Linked DNA regions of Homo sapiens: region 1 is linked to region 2. Evidence: read pairs that join two places in POLR2A ChIA-PET (ENCODE). Cell type or tissue: Panc1. All regions are shown on one strand. Links, peaks and the distances in the headings refer to the core of each region. The heading gives the core; the rest is flanking DNA.

The links. ChIA-PET counts read pairs that join two places held together with the same protein. Peaks named below come from ENCODE experiments on the same cell type or tissue, not always from the same donor. Only the 100,000 strongest peaks of a DNase experiment are listed, where the experiment ranks them.
Region 1: POLR2A ChIA-PET joins it to region 2 with 7 read pairs; 4 of 35 experiments call an interaction of 5 or more read pairs at or near these places.

The regions. Positions count from the first base shown.
Region 1 is chr19:17,536,376-17,544,695 of GRCh38, reverse strand. NIBAN3 (niban apoptosis regulator 3) reads right to left here. Exons shown (of 15, transcript NM_001321827.2): 5 at 7,153-7,320; 6 at 5,431-5,546; 7 at 5,245-5,349; 8 at 4,931-5,093; 9 at 4,114-4,304; 10 at 2,402-2,560; 11 at 1,263-1,379; 12 at 1,065-1,172. Among named protein-coding and RNA genes, the nearest start is that of NIBAN3, 13 kb to the right of the region's middle. RefSeq lists silencers at 4,590-4,909, 5,320-5,409. In Panc1, for the core only: no CTCF peak of the experiment used is centred there; a DNase peak (open chromatin) is centred at 4,825; H3K4me3 peaks cover 978 bases.
Region 2 is chr19:17,419,667-17,427,986 of GRCh38, reverse strand. It overlaps MVB12A (multivesicular body subunit 12A), which reads right to left and starts at 7,940. Exons shown (of 9, transcript NM_138401.4): 1 at 7,762-7,940; 2 at 7,576-7,674; 3 at 7,353-7,449; 4 at 5,529-5,655; 5 at 4,370-4,489; 6 at 4,188-4,294; 7 at 3,920-3,981; 8 at 3,310-3,366; 9 at 2,655-3,056. The coding sequence starts at 7,851. The coding sequence ends at 2,994. RefSeq lists an enhancer at 3,609-4,134 and silencers at 7,614-7,843, 7,984-8,193. In Panc1, for the core only: no CTCF peak of the experiment used is centred there; no DNase peak of the experiment used is centred there; H3K4me3 peaks cover 1,134 bases; H3K27ac peaks cover 808 bases.

The DNA of each region.
Region 1 (8,320 bases), core at 66-8,065, 120 kb before region 2:
TCCTTCCCACTCTTCCACTCACTGAGCTTCAGCCACACCCACCTTGTCACTGTTCCTCCAACACACCAGGCATGGTCAGGCCTCAGGGCCTTTGCACATGCTGTGCCCTCTGCCTGGAATGCCCTTCCCGGGACATGGCCCATGCCTTCATTTCACAGGGACATCCTTCCTGACTCCCTGGTAACTCCCCACCCAACCCTTACCCACTCTCCATCCACCTCCTCCCTCCACTGATGCCCATGTCACCAGGTGATATGCGATGTGTGGGACCCATCCCAGCTCTTCTGTGGCAGACACAGGGTAATGAACCCCGTCATAGGTGAAGCAGAGGGCATTGTGGAAGCCCAGAAAAGCCACCTGACCCAGCTCCAGGGCTCAGGGTATGGAAGTCTCTTAAAAAGAGACAGGCCCTTGCTCTGTTGCCCAGGCTGGAGTGCAGTGGTGCGATCCTAGCTCACTGCAGCCTCGACTTCCTAGGCTCAATTGATCCTCCCACCTCTTGGCCTCCAGAGTAGCTGGGACCACAGGCACATGCTGTCACGCCTGGCTAACTTCTGTATTTTTATAGAGATGGAGTTTCACTATGTTGTACAGACTGATCTCCTGGCCTCAAGCAATCCCCACACTTTGGCCTCCCAAAGTGCTAGGATTAAGGTCAAATGGTCTCTAATGATCAAAGAGCATTCTTTTTTTTTTTTTTTTTTGAGACTGAGTTTCACTCTGTCGCCCAGGCTGGAGTGCAATGGCGCGATCTCGGCTCACTGCAACCTTCCCCTCCCGGGTTCAAGCGATTTTCCTGCTTCAGCCTCCTGAGTAGCTGGAATTACAGGCGCCCATCACCATGCCTGGCTAATTTTTTGTATTTTTAGTAGAGACAGGGTTTCACTATGTTAGCCAGGCTAGTCTCGAACTCCTGACCTTGTGATCTGCCTGCCTTGGCCTCCCAAATTGCTGGGATTACAGGCATGAGCCACTGCGCCCAGCCTCAAAGAGCATTCTTGCCCACTTTAAGTGGATGCATGGTGATGCTGTCAGACCCTCTTGCACACTTCCCATTAACTCACCTTTTTGCAGCCTGGCTCGAGTTGGCTCAGCACAAAAGGTAAAAAGATGCAGAGACCCCAGCCTCGGATGAACCTCCTCTGCGCCAACCCGCTGTCCGATTTGAATTTCTGCACAACACACCCAGCGGTGCGTCCAGCAACCATCTGAGCACCCAGGCCCACTGCCACCCCATGCCACCCCGTACCCACAGAACACACCTTCAGCACGCGCCCCCTGACTCTCTCCAGCCTCTGGGCAGCCTGGTCACAGTTGAGGGCCGTCGTCAGACACTGGTCAGCCAGCTGCAGGAAGGTGGCCACGGCGTCAGCCATGAGCTGTGGGAGGAGATGCTATGATGACCCCAGAATCTGTGCTCCAGCCTCCCGGGCCCCACTCCTGCCCAGCTGACCCCTTCTCAGCATCCAACCTGTTCCAACCAGCCACCTCTGCCCAACCTCCTCCTCCTTGTCCCAGGAAACACCTTTCCCCTCCTCTCAGGACCTGGGGATTGTCTAGTCTGTGGGGGACTATGTGCAAACTGACAGAAAGCCCCTTCCCTCTGGGAGATGGTGCCAGGATGCCCAGAATGGGGAGTAGGGAGCCAGCCAGAGTTCAGCCTCCTCCACTGAGTGCTTTTGTGCAGTGCACAAACTGAACAACTGTGCCAGGTAGTGCTGGATCATCTCACTCTCTGTCTTCTTCTGTCACCATGTCCATCAGCAGGTCCCATCTCAGACTTCAAAACACTTATTGCTTCTCCCCACTGACATCCCCCATCCTGGTGCAGGCCTCCTCCCTGCCTCCTCTTTTCCTGTCCCCAACAGCCTGTGCTCCCTATGGCAGGCAAAGCTTCCTAAACCTTAAATCCAGCCATGCCCTCCCCCTGCTCACATACCTGCTCTGGCTCCCCATTGCCCTCAGGAAAGAGCTCACCCCTTAGCCCCACGCTCAAGGCACTGCGCGATCTGCCCGTCCATGTCGCCGGCCTATCTTCCCCATTTCTGAAAAATTGCTCCACGTTCCCCAAATGCAGACAAGCACTCTCAACACTATTCACTCGGGACTGGTGGCAACGCCATTCCTCCCATTGCTCTCCCATGTTGGAAGTCCCCTCCTCCTGAAAGTCCTGTCAACCCCAGAGGTGGATCAGGAACATCCTTGGCGCTCCCTGTACACCCTGCCCCAGCTCTGTCCACCACATGTGGCTGCTGCCTGGTCACGGGCTCATGTCCCCATGAGACTGGCAGCCCCGCGGAGTTGTCTCGATCATCGTGGTCTCTCCAGGGCACACTTAGCAGGAGGTCAGTGGAGGCTGTCTTCACAGCCTGGCCTCATCCCAGCCTCCTCTCACCCTCACCTGCTGTGCAAGATCTTGGGCCCCAAACACGAGGCTCTGCATCCCCAGAAAGCCAAACGGTGCTGCCAGCTGCCCCAAGCGCCCCCGGCTCCGCTCGGCCTCACGGTAGCATGTCTGCATCAGCGCCAAGTCCCACGGCATCTCCCCAAATGAGTAAACCTGTGCTCCCGGAAGCAGTTTTGGGGGAAAAATGCTGTCAGCTGATTGCAAAGGGCCAGGGACCCCATTACCAATTCACCAAAGGAGAAACACAAATGAAAATACATCCCGTCTCAGCTGTCACCAAAGAAACTCATAATACAATAGTGGTGGGCCAGGCATGGTGGCTCACACCTGTAGTCCCATCAGTTTGGGAGGCCGAGGTGGGTGGATCACTTGAGGTGAGGAGTTCGATACCAGCCTGGCCAGCATGGTGAAACCCTGTCTCAACTAAAAATACAAAAATTAGCTAGGTGTAGTGGCACACACCTGTACTCCCAGCTACTTGGGAGGCTGAGGCATGAGAATTGCTTGAACCCAGGAGGTTGCAGTGAGCCAAGATCGCACCACTGCACTTCAGCCTGGGCGGCAAAATGAGACTCTGTCTCAAAAATAAAATAAAATAAAATAAAATAAAATAAAATAAAATAAAATAAAATAAAATAAAATAAGTAGCAGTGAGGCACGGTGTCATGGACATAAAATGATAAAACCTGAAAAAACTATAACAAGCGATGCTGGCACAATTGAGAGGAAATGAGCACATTTCCTGGCCCAGATCTGTGAATACCATCTCATGTTCTGTCTGTGCTGGGCCCTGGGGCTGCAGAAATGGAATACTCTAACCCAGTCTCTGCTTACAAATTAGGGGAGACAGAGTATAGAAATCACCCACAGTGGTATGAAAGTCAGGCTGTGATAAGAGAAGCACAGGCTACTGCAAGACATAGAGGGGACCAGGGACAGTTCCTGGAGAAGGTGATTAGGAAATGGAGGCTTAAGAATGAGTTGAAGGTTGCCTGGTACATAGTAGGTGCTATTCTATGTATGTATGTATGTATGTATGTATGTATGTATGTATGTATATATGTATGTATGTATTTTAGGTGCTACTTGTATATCAGATGCACTGAGGTGACCTGCCTTGAGCAGAATTCTCTGGGTTGTTGCCCTACAGGGGAATGGGAGGAGGAGTTTGGGGGATGACCTCAGACTGATTTTGCTAAATTGCCACTTTTCTCATCCAACTCCTTTCCCCTCACGTTTTAAACTGTGTTCCATGGCCAGTGCGGTGGCTCAAGCCTGTAATCCCAGCACTTTGGGAGGCCAATGCAGGCAGATCGCTTGAGCCCAGGAGTTTGAGACCAGCCTGGGCAACAAAGCAAGACCCCCATCTCTACAAAAAAATTAAAAAATTAGCTGGGCTTGGTGGCGTGCGCCTGTATTTCCAGCTACTTGGGATGCTAAAGTAAGAGGATTGATTAAGCCCGGGAGGTCGAGGCTGCAGTGAGTTAAGATTGTGCCACTACACTTCAGCCAGGGTGACAGAGCGACACCCCTGTCTCAAAAACAAAAAACAAACAAAAACTGTGCTCCACTGACCATAGCATGGTGATGGGTCCACAATAAGTAAAAAGCAGCCTAGAACAAATTCAGTGAAGATTCTCCACAGGAAAGACTCAAGTTAACACATCACCCTCTGGCTCACTGAACCCCTACCCACGGGAGCTCACCTCCCTGCGCAGCCGCGTGCCTGAGGGGCTCTGGCGCAGGCGGTGGGACAGTCGGTCCATGCCTTGAGCCAGGAGGGTCCGCACCGCCTCGAGCGAGGCTTCCACGGTGCGCAGCAGGGTCTGCACGACCCGGGGCAGCTGCGGGTCCACCTCCCGGCGCAGGCACGACTCGAGCGGTCCCCTGATATCCGCTGGGAGTGGAAGACACTGGTCTGGAGTCCCCTCCGCAAGGTGCCTCACAGATGGGGATGTGCAGGGGCCCTCGCGAGGGGGACGCGAGCAGGGACGCTGAGCGCCCTCTTCTACCCATTGTAATGATGAGAAAACTGAGCCTCGGAGGGGCGGGCCCAGTCAGGATTCCCACCTGGGTCTTTGTAGGGGCCACCTTGGCCCACCGCTGCCCATGTATCAGCCTTTACCCCCGCCCCTCCTCCGCTGTTCTACTTCCCAGGCCCGCCCACCCGCATTGGCCCGGCTCTGGGCCTCAACTCCTCGAGCCTCAGCCTCAAGGCCACGCCTATCCCCCGCTGAGGCCCCGCCCTTTTTGTATCCAAGCAGCCCCCTTAGGACCTGGTTTCCTCCGGACAGACTCTAGGCCCCGCCCCCAGTGCCTCGACCACAAGACCACGCCCACCGCCTCGCTTTGGCCCCGCCCCTTCCCCACCCGTTCCCTTGCACATCCTATGCTTGGCCCCGCCCCTCTCTGACCACGCCCCCATTTTACATAACTTCAAGCCCATTCTTCGCTTAGGTCACGCCCCTTTTTCCCCAGCATCGCCTCGCCCCTCCCAGCCCAGGCTCCGCCCCAGGGCCTCACTCCTCAGCCGCCCCGCCACACGCGCCCGCTGCCGCAGCAGCTGGTCCACGTCCGGGCGGATCGTCTTCTCCAGCGACGCAAGCAGCTCGTCCTTTTCGGGCTGGAAGGCGCAGAGCCCGGCGGAGGCCCCGGCCAGGACAGCTGCGTGAACGGCGTCTAGAAGCTGCCCAGACCGGTCGAGGGGGGACAAAGCCGAGACACGGGGCGGGGATGGGGGTCAGAGAGATCGGGAGAGGGTTTAGGCGACAGTCGTGGGAGGGGAACCCGAACGCCCGCATCCCGCCCCCTATCCCGGATCCGGACGCCGTGCATACCTCGGTCCAGGCCCAGGCGCGGGCGCGGCCTGCCCCCCGCAGGCCAGGAAGGGTCTGGGCTCGCAGCGCGGGAAGTTGCTCCCGCATCAGCACCGCGGTCAGCACCTGCAGGAGAGGGGGCCATGGGCGCCGCGGTCGGCCGGGAGGGTCCTGGGGGTCCCGGGTGCGGCCTCGCGGGGCACTAACCTCGGCGTCTGAGCCTAGGGTCACGTCGTCGTCGCCAAAGTGGCCTTGGTGCTGCCGGTAGAGTCGGACGGCGTCCAGGAAGGCCCGGGCAGCAGGGGCCTGGCTTCGCTGCAGGACTGAGAGGGGCTGCTCCTCAGTGCCTGCTGGTAGCTCCCCTGCCTGGCTCCCGATGGCCCGGGGAGGAAGCCCTCCGCCTGGCCAGGTCCCCAACACCCAAGTCTCACCCATCTCTGGAACTTTGCATAGGCAATGCCCTCCACAGGGAACACAGTCCCCCAAGACCATCATGTTTATTCAACTTAGAAGGAACCCTCTACTGGCAGCCACAGCCCCGTGACCAGCAGTTCAGGCCATACATACTGCAGCCACTAGCTGTTCCTCTAGTTGCATCGTTTGTGCAGTCAACAACCTGCCCAACTGTGTGTGTCAGTCCTGCTGCTCCCCTACTTTTTTCTTTCTCTCTTTCCCTTCCTCCCTTTCTTCCTTCCTTTCCCTCCCTCCCTCTCTTTCTTTCTTTCTCTTTCTTTCTTTCTTGCTTTCTTTCTTCTTTCTTTCTCCTTTCTTTTCTTTTTCTTTCCTTTCTTTTTCCTTCTTTTCTTTCTTCTGTTCTCTTCTCTCCTCTTTTCTTTTCTTTTCTCTCTCTTTCTCAGGGGGTCTCTCTGTTGCTCAGGCTGAAGTGCGGTAGCATGATCATTGCTTACTGCAGCCTCCAAGTCCTGGGCTCAAGTGATCCTCCCACCTAAGCCTCCTGAGTAGCTGAGACCACAAGCTCATGCCACCACGCCACTGTGCCTGACCTATTCCCCTTCTTCATCTGGCTGGCCCCTCATCTTTTTTTTTTTTTTTTTTTAAGACAGAGTCTCACTCTGTTGCCCAGGCTGGAGTGCAGTGGCACCATCTCGGCTTACTGCAAGCTCCACCTCCTGGGTTCATGCCATTCTCCTGCCTCAGCCTCCCGAGTAGCTGGGACTACAGGCGCCTGCCACCACGCTCGGCTAATTTTTTGTATTTTTAGTAGAGATGGGGTTTCACCGTGTTAGCGAGGATGGTCTCAATCTCCTGACCTCGTGATCCTCCCGCCTCGGCCTCCCAAAGTGCTGGGATTACAGGTGTGAGCCACCGCGCCCAGCGGCTAGTCCTTCATCTTTTACAGACCCCAGCTTCCCCTCATCTGGGAAGCCTGCTCTAACCCCCATCCCTCAGGCTGAGCTCCCATAGCACCCTGTGTGTCTCTGTTACAGCCCTAGTCACTCACAACTGCCTGGTGTCCCTTCTGGCTCCCCCAACAACCCATTTTCTTCTCGTGTGTGTGTGTGTGTGTGATGGAGTTTTGCTCTTGTTGCCCAGGCTGGAGTGCAGTGCCGCGATCTTGGCTCACTGCAACCTCCACCTCCCGGGTTCAAGTGATTCTCCTGCCTCAGCCTCCCGAGTGGCTGGGATTACAGGTGCCTTCCACCATGCCCAGCTAATTTTTGTATTTTTAGTAGAGACAGGATTTCGCCATGTTGTCCAGGCTGGTCTCGAACTCCTGACATTGGGTGATCTGCCTGCCTCGGCCTCCCAAAATGCTAGAATTACAGGCATGAACCACCACACCTGGCCTAAAAACCCATTTTCTGGGTAAAGAAAGTGAGGCCTGGAGAGGTCCCGAGCCAACAGAGGCTGAGCCATCTGACCCCAGACCATTAGCCCCACAAATGTCTGACCCGTCCTGAGACCCACCTATGCCCTGAAGCCGGATGCCACCCTGCAGGGCCAGCCTCCAGGCATGCTGTGCCTCCCTGGTGGCTGCAGAGAAGCAGAGGTGCCGGCGGAAGGGGTGCTGCAGGAACAGCGGGAAGCTCACAGGCACTTCCAAGAGGGAGTCAGGCTCTTCCTGAGTATGGTCTCCTGAAAACAAACAGGAGGTCGCATCTTCTAGACGTTCATTCACTAGGAGAAAATACCCCTGAAATGCATACAGCAGTCCCTGGCATGGGCAGTTGCTCGATAAATATGAGTCATACCACGATACTTGCCACCATCCTTATTCCAACAGCACTGGGTGGGGCACAGTTTTGGGGGAGGCAGGGTCACCTTCTTCCACTGCATGCCCAAGGCAGACATCACCAATCCATCCCAGAACTGTTTTCCAGCCTTAGCATCCTTAATACAGTCCTCCTGGCAGCCACCACCAATCCATTCAAGCTGGGATGTTATCTGAGTCGTCCGGCTTTATGTGGGGTTTTGGAGTCAGTCAGACCCGGGTTCCAACCTGACCAAACCACTTTCATTTTCTTTCTTTTTTTAACAAAAGGGACAGGGTCTCACTATGTTACCCAGGCTGGTCTTGAACTCCTGAGCTCAAGCGATCTGCCTGCCTCAGCCTCCCAAAGTACTAGGATTACAGGTGTGAGCCATTGTGCCCAGCCTGGCCAAGCTACTTTCTAGCTCTATGACTAGGGCACACAGCTCTATGAGCTGTGATTTTCCTGCCCAAATGGGGTTAACAGTGATACCGATGACCTAGAATTATTGACAAGACAAAATAAGTGAATTCAGCTTTGGTTAATTTATTTGGGGACCAGCCGCGGTGGCTCATGCCTGTAATCCCAGCACCTTTGGAGGCTGAAGTGGGAGGATCCCTTGGGCCCAGGAGTTCCAGACCAGCCTGCACAAGATATTTTTTATTAAAAACATAAGTATATGAAAAGAAATATTTAGGGTATCCTGTCTCCAGTGTTTTGTTCCACTTTCCAGGATGATAAACACAGACTGCGATAAAACCCAACAATCCAGGCCAGGCGAGGTGGGTCATGCCTGTAATCCCAGCACTTTGGGAGCCTGAGGCAGGCGGATCACGTGAGGTCAGGAGTTCGAGACCAGCCTGGCCAACGTGGTGAAACCCCGT
Region 2 (8,320 bases), core at 4-8,003:
GAGATGGAGTTTCACTCTTGTTGCCAAAGCTGGAGTGCAATGGTGCAATCTTGGCTCACTGCAACCTTGACCTCCCGGGTTCAAGCGATTCTCCTGCCTCAGCCTCCCAAGCAGCTAGGATTACAGGCGTGTGCCACCACACGCAGCTAATTTTTATATTTTTAGTAGAAACAGGGTTTCACTACGTTGGCCAGGCTGGTCTCGAACTCCTGACCTCAGGTGATCTGCCTGCCTCGGCCTCCCAAAGTGCTGGGATTACAGGTATCAGCCATCATGCCTGGCCAGCTTTTCTAAACCACAGAGATCTGGGGATGTTTCCAACTGCAGCAGAATGTGGGCCACCACAAGACTACAACAGCCCAGAGGAGAAACAGCAGCATAGCAGCCATCGTACACGTCCATGGGCATGCACTTATGGGAGAAGGAAGGTGTGAGTTTAGGGTGGTGAATTTCTTCTCTTTTTTTTTTTTTTTTTTTTGAAATGGAGTTTCACTCTTGTTGCACAGCCTGGAGTGCAGTGGCACAATCTCAGCTCACTGCAACCTCCACCCACCAGGGTTCAAGCGATTCTGCTGCCTCAGTGTCCCAAGTAGCTGGGATAACAGGCACCTGCCACCAAGCCTGGCTAATTCTGTATTTTTGGTAGAGATGGGGTTTCACTATGTTGGCCAGGCTGGTCTCGAACTCCTGACCTCAGGTGATCCACCCACCTCGGCCTCCCAAAGTGCTGGGATTACAAGCATGAGCCACTGTGCCTGGCCATGTTCTTGTGGTTTTTGTTGGTGATTTTGCCATTGAAATTCCCCCAGACACCGAAATGCTGTCCAGGCTTCCTAAGTACCAAAAGGCTGCAATGGCTGGGCTCGGCGGCTCATGCCTGTAATCCCAGCACATTGGGAGCCGAGGCAGGAGGACTGCCCAAGGCCAGGAGTTCAAGACCAGCCTGGGCAATATAGTGAGACCCCCATCAGTACAAAAAAAATTTTAAATTAGCCCAGTGTAGCCTGTAGTCCCAGCTACTCAGGAGGCTGAGATTGGAGGATCACCTGAGCCCGGGAGGTCAAGGCTGCAGTGAGCTATGATCATGCCAAAAATAAAATACTTAAAAAAAAAAAAGTCTGTGATGCACCTCATGGAGAAAATCCATTATAGAGAAGCTTTATGCAGACGTGAGTTTCGGTGCTGTTGGCTGTGAGTTCAATGTAAATGAATCCACCATAGATATTAAATAAGGTGTTTTTAAACAAATGTACATAAAACAAGGTTGTATGAATTGGTGGATGAAAATGGTGTGGCCTGGGCCGGGCGCAGTGGCTCACACCTGTAATCCTAGCACTTTGGGAGGCCAAGGCGGGGGATCACTTGAGGTCAGGACTTTGAGACCAGCCTGGCCAACAAGGTGAAACGCTGTCTCTACTAAAAATACAAAATACAAATTAGCTGGTTATGGTGGCCCAAGCCTGTAGTCCCAGCTACTCAGCAGCAAGGGGTGCCGGCTGAGGCAGGAGAATCACTTGAATCTGGGAGGCAGAGGTTGCAGTGAGTCGAGATCATGCCACTTCACCCAGCCTGGGTGACAGCATGAGGCGCTGTCTCAAAAAAAAAAAGAAAGAAAAAAAAAAAAGGCCTGGGCGCTGTGGCTTACACCTGTAATCCCAGCACTTTGGGAGGCCGAGGAGGGTGGAGCACAAGCTCAGGAGATCGAGACCATCCTGGCTAGCACGGTGAAACTCTGTCTCTACCACAAATATAAAAAATTAGCCGGGCGTGGTGGTGGGTGCCTGTAGTCCCAGCTACTCAGGAGGCTGAGGCCAGAGAACGGCGTGAACCTGGGAGGTGGAGCTTGCAGTGAGCCGAGATCACGCCACTGCACTCCAGCCTGGGTGACAGAGCAAGACTCTGTCTCAAAAAAAAAAAAAGAAAAGAAAAGAAAAGAAAAAAGACAGCAATTGCTGGGTTTCAGTCCCAGTTGTGGCCTTAGCATCCCCATCTCAGTTTCTTTATCTGGAAAATGGCAACAAAACCTGAGCTTCCCAGTGGGTTGTAGGGAGACTGAATGAGGTAATAATGGTGTATCGCGTGTTGGGGATGTGGCCACTGCAGTAGAAACAGTACTTGTTTTATTATTATGCCCAATGATGAAGGGCCGGGACAAGGTCTTCTCTATGATCTAGAATCCAGACTCACTCACTCCCTGAGCCTGTTTCCCACTCTGTAGAATGGAAGACCCAAGCCAGGCGCGATGGTTCACGCCCATAATCCCAGCACTTTGGGAGGCCGAGGCGGGCGGATCACCTGAGGTCAGGAGTTCAAGACCAGCCTGGCCAACACAGTGAAACCCCGTCTATAGAAAATACAAAAAATTAGCCGGGCGTAGTGGCGGACGCCTGTAATCCCAACCACTCGGGAGGCTGAGGCAGGAGAATCGCTTGAACCCCAGAGGCGGAGGTTGCAGTGAGCCGAGATCGTGCCACCGTACCCCAGCCTGGGACACAGAGGGAGACCCCCGTCTCAGAAAAAAACAAACAAACAACAACAACAACAACAACAACAAACGGGAGACCCAGCAGCACCGCCTCCCTGCCATGATTTCACCCACTTGCCCGGTGCAAGAGTGCCTAGTGTGGACAGGCGGCAGGATCAGGACTCCAGAGGGCGAGAACCGGGTAGTGTTTATTGCCAGGAGGACACCCGCACAGCCTCCGGACCCCAGAGGGTTTTGACACAAATGACTTAAAGGCACTGGCTTCTGTCCAGCTCCAGCCCTGCCCGGCAGGGCGTGGGGGCGGAGACCCCATCACCACGCAGCCTCGACCCGCCCCCTCCTCCAGGGCTGCAGCTCCGCCCAGTGGCTGAAGATAGCAAACGCCTTGCAGGGCGAAGGTTCCCAGGATGCAGTGAGTGGGGGTGGCCCCAGGATGCAGTGAGGGGGGGTGGCCCCAGGCTGGCGGGGAGGTGGAGTAAGGGGGCTCTTTCCGCGGAAGGGTGAGGGACTATGAGACGCTGGGGGGCAGGCGGGCAGCCGCGGTCTTCTCCACCACGAAGCCGTAGTTATACTGGGGGATGGGGAGAGAGAGAGTGAACAGGTGCCAGAGTAAAGAGAGGGCCAAAGGGGGAGTGACTGAGGAATGGCAGAGTGGGTACTTAGGGACTTGAGTGGTCTTCTGCCCTGGAGAGATGGTGTGTGTCTGGGGCAAAGCGGGGATGGGGAAAACTGGGACAGCCTGGGGCGGACGAGGGGCGGGTGCCGGCCCCTCAGGCACCTCCTCCCTAGCCCTGCACCCACCTCCTCCCTAGCCCTGCACCCACCTCCTCCTCAATGTCCGCCAGAGACTTGATGGTCAGGTCCCCAAAAGCAGAGAAGGCCTGGCGGGCAGAGGTGGGTCAGCCTTGGGCCCGATCTCAACCTGAAACCCCCTTTCCTTCGTCTTCAAGGGGTCCTGCCCTCCCCCCAACACTCCCCGAATATTCCCTCGGACATCCCTCCCCCTTATTTTTCTTGTTTGTTTTGTTTTGTTTTTAGAGACAAAGTCTCTAAAGCCGCGCCTGGCTAATTTTTGTATTTTCAATAGAGACGAGGTTTCACCATGTTGGCCAGGCTGGTCTCGATCTCCTGGCCTCAAGTGATCCACCTGCCTTGGTCTCCCAAAGTGCTGGGATCACAGTCGTGAGCCACCATGCCCAGCATCCCTCCCCCTTCTTGTCACAGCCTCTAGCTACTGGTGTCCAGCTGCTTTCTCTGGATGGATCCCTCCCCATTCTAAGACTGAAGACCTTCCAGCTGCCACCTGGAGGTGACACACTCCAGCCCCAACCCAGGATGTGGCCCTCTGTGCTGGGGCACTGGATACAGGGATGTCCTGGCACCCAGAATGGTGATGGCAGGCGCAGACCCAGGCTCCCTGAGACCCCGACTCACCAGGGGGCTGCAGCTCTTGCCCTCAAATCGTGGGTGGAGTGTGAAGGGAACCCCATCCATGGCTGAAAAACACGTGCGAGGGGAGGAGGTGAGGTGTAGGGAACTGCCCACCCCACCCACAGAGGCCCAACCCGCACAGCCTGGCTCCTTCAGTCTTTACAGAATCCAGAGTTGGGAGAGGGAAGTAGGAAGATCCTTCCTGGTTGTGTAATCTCAAGACAGTCACACCCTCCACTTCCACGCCTCAGTTTCCCCACTCTGTGCTCACCTGAGATGCCATAGAGGCTGGAGGCCTCGTAGATGGAGTCATTCCTCCGCAGAGTGGATGCCCGAGAGCCCAGCCTTGACGCTGTCCGCTCCAGGAGGCCGCCCTTACTGGAGGTGGGATGACTCAGGTTAAGCCTCATCCTCCCACAACGGCCACCCCCACTCCGGTGCCTGAGGACTCACCTTGGCTGGCTGGCTGCATCCAGAGAGAGGCCCTGCATGTCCCGGCTGAGACCTCGGGGCTTGGGCACTGGCCTCGGGGCCTTGGCCTTCTTGCACCAGATGGCAAAGCCGCCCATGTCCCTGGACCAGGAGGGAAGGTGGGAGGGATGCTGGCCCGGTGTGGGGCCAGGGTTGAGGATAGCCCCTGGAGAAGGCGGGGGACCCGGGCATGCAGGTGACCTCTGTCTTTTGGGGGAATTTTTTTTTTTTTTTTTTTTGGGGACGGAGTTTCGCTCATGTTGCCCAGGCTGGAGTGCAATGGCGCAATCTAGACTCACTGCAATCTCCACCTCCCAGGTTCAAACGATTCTCCTGCCTCAGCCTCTGGATTAGCTGGGATTACAGGCAACCATGCCCAGCTAATTTTTTTTTTTTTTTTTTTTTTTTAAGTAGAAACGGAGTTTCACCATGTTGGCCAGGCTGGTCTCGAACTCCTGACCTCAGGTGATCCGCCCGCCTTGGCCTTCCAAAGTGCTGGGACTACAGGCGTGAGCCACCGTGCCCAGTCTTTTGGGGGATTTTTGTTTCAGCATCTTGACCCACACCCGAAGCACCACACCAAACTAATACTGCTGGGTTCAAATCACCGTTCTGTCTACTTTATTTTTATTTATTTTATTTTATTTTTGAGACGGAGTCTCGCTCTGTCGCCCCAGACTGGAGTGCAGTGGCGCGATCTCAACTCACTGCAACCTCCGCCTTCCAGGTTCAAGTGATTTTCCTGCCTCAGCCTCCCAAGTAGCTGGGACTACAGGCGTGTGCCACCATACCCGGCTAATTTTTTGTATTTTCAGTAGAGATGGGGTTTCAACATGTTAGTCAGGATGGTCTCGATCTCCTGACCTTGTGATCGGCCCGCCTCAGCCTCCCAAAGTGCTGGGATTACAGGCGTGAGCCACCGCGCCCAGTCCTGTTATGTCTACTTTAGACACCAAGTCACTGACTCCTAATGACAGTCCTACAAGATGATATATATGTCCCGGTTTTAACATGCAGAATCTGAGGCTCAGAAGGTAGAAGAAGGAACAGGAGACCTCAGGGGTGTCCTTGAGGGTCAGATTGGTGAGATCATGAGTTGGGAGGGCAGGGAAGGTGGCTAGACACTGGGGGGTGGCCCTACCCTATTCGAAGGTATCCAGGCACTGTCTTGGTCTTCCCACTCAGCCGGACATCAAACACAGCCGTGTCCGTGGCTCCCAGGGGCAACAGCTTCACACACATGCGTTTCTTCTTGGACACAGAGGCCTCTGGGAGTGGGGGGTAGGGGAGTGAGAGAGGGAAGCCAGGCAGGGGTGGGAAGGCCCAAAGATGACTCTAGGATGAGGCTCGCCAGGGTGCTGTTTAAGGCAGCCACATGGACAACATTGGGGATGGGGGTGGGAGGAGTGGTTAAATCATGAATGGTATAGATGAAGGAGGGGATTCCATGCAGCCTTTAGGAACCGCTGGAGTAGGCTGATCTTTGGTGATATGAAGCTGCATTCATGGGGTGGCTAGCTGTGGAATCGGACAGAGCTGGGTGCCCATCGTGGCCCTCAAAACTTACTTTCCATGAGCCCTCTAATCCTATAGAGGTTGGACAACTAGCACCCATGAGCCAAATCTGGCTCAAGGTCTGTTTTCTTTTCTTTTCTTTTTGAGACAGAGTCTCACTCTGTCGCCCAGGCTGGAGTGCAATGGCGCAATCTCAGCTCACTCCAACCTCCGCCTCCCAGGTTCAAACAATTCTCTTGCCTCAGCCTCCCAAGTAGCTGGGACTACAGGCGCCCACCACCATGCCCAGCTAATTTTGTATTTTTAGTAGAGACAGGGTTTCACCATGTTGGCCAGGCTGGTCTGGAACTCCTGACCTCAGGTGATCTGCCCGCCTCAGGCTCCCAAAGTGCTGGGATTACAGGTGTGAACCACCACACCAAGCCTAAGGCCTGGTTTCATACAGCTGATGTGTTAAGAGTGATTTTTACATTTTTAAGGAATTGTAAAAAAATTGAATATGCAAAACACATCATCTGCCCTGTAAAGCCTAAAATATTTACTATAAGGCCCTTTACATAAAAGTTTGCCAACTCTAAGAAAAAATAAAGAAAAAAAGTTTGGCCGGGTGCGGTGGCTCACGCCTGTAATCCCAGCACTTTGGGAGGCCCAGGCAGGTGGATCACCTGAGGTCACGAGTTCGAAACCAGCCTGACCAACATGGAGAAACCCCGTCTCTACTAAAAATACAAAATTAGCCAGGCGTGGTGGCGCATGCCTGTAATCCCAGCTACTCTGGAGGATGAGGCAGGAGAATCGCTTGAACCCGGGAGTCGGAGGTTGTGGTGAGCTGAGATCGCGCCATTGCACTCCAGCCTGGGCAACAAGAGCGAAACTCCGTCTGAAGAAAAAAAAAAAAAAAAAGGTTTGCCAACTCTAGTATGAATGAATATAGCCTGAGTCAAATAAAAATGACAAGAAAGGGTGGGAAAGTTCAGGTGGGGCTGGGAGGGCTGCACTAGGGTTGTGGGCCCAGAAGAGGAGGGGTAGGGAAGGGTGAAGGTGACATCTGACGGAGGACGGAGAATGAGCTACAAAAAGGAGAGAAAAAGTGCCCCAGGCAGAGGAAGCGGCGTGTGCAAAGCCTGGAAATGAAAAAGAAAACTGCGCAGTGGTTTTGCTTGGCTATGGTGTAAAAAGACACAAGTAGCACAACAGTAGTGAAACAGGTGGCGTGGACTGAACACTTAACTCGAGGATGCAGGCTGTGCCAATCATATCACACATTTTGAATCAGGACAGGGGATGTCGGTCCACCCTAGGGCAGGGCTCTGAGTCCTCAGCCAACCCTGTCATCACCCCGTGTGCCAGGGGGCAGCCGAGGCTCAGATACCGCGCGCCCGTCGTCCCTCCTCCCCCGCTCCTCCCTGCAAGGGACCCGGACAACTCTCGCCTCCGAAGCAGCCCTTACTGGAATCCATGGGGTCGCAGACGGGGGAGAAGCCCAGCGGCAGGGGGCTCTTGTCCACCACGATCTGGATATCGGCCACCACGTTCTCCTGCGGGTTCTGGGGGTGGAAGGGGGACACGGCGAGGGTGGCTAGCAGCGGGGACAGCGCACCTGGCATAGGGCACCGTGAATGGGCAGGGGAGGTGGGCAGACCCTGGTGGTTCCGAAGGTGGGCACCTCTTACCTCTAGGCTGCCCAGAGAACTAAGGCACAGGAAGTAGCCAGATTTCTGCGCGAAGCTCTTGCCAAAGCTGGCGGGTGCCCCCTCGACGGTGCAGGAGATCTACCGGGAGGACGCGGGTCAGCGCCGGACTCCCACCCCACAGCGACTGCCTCCCCCATTCGACCCCCGCCCCTCGACGCCGCTCACCGCGCTGAACCCCCGCGGCGGGGGTGCAGAGGCCGACGACCAGGCCAGGCCAGCCAGCGGCGCCGAGTCTGTCCCGGGTACGGGATCCATCCTGCGAGCCGAGCGCCGAAGGCGGGGTCGCGGGGCACAGCCTCGAACCTCGGAGCGCCTCCCGACGGCAGCGCTCGCGACCGAACTACAACTCCCAGAAGGCCATGCGGGGGGGGGGGGCGGAGATTGCCCGGAAGCGCAGTATACGCGTGCCCGAGGAGCTGCTGGCCAATGGCGTGGGGAGGCGGAGCCTCGCCACCACGCGTCGCCAGGGTTGCGCGCGTGAGCGATGATGGCGGAAAAAAAGGTCTTGCCGGCTTTCCGCGCCCAGCAACTTCCGCCGGAAATGCTACGGCACAGGACCAAGAGACTCGTTCTCTGCAAGTCTGCACTACGTTCCCCAGAATTCCTTCCGGCCTCAGCTGCTAGTCTAGAAAAAAGCTCGGTGCTTAACGGAAAAGTTGGGAGCTTTGTGGCCGCGCGCAGTGGCTGACGCCTGTAATCCCGGCACTTTGGGAGGCGGAGGCGG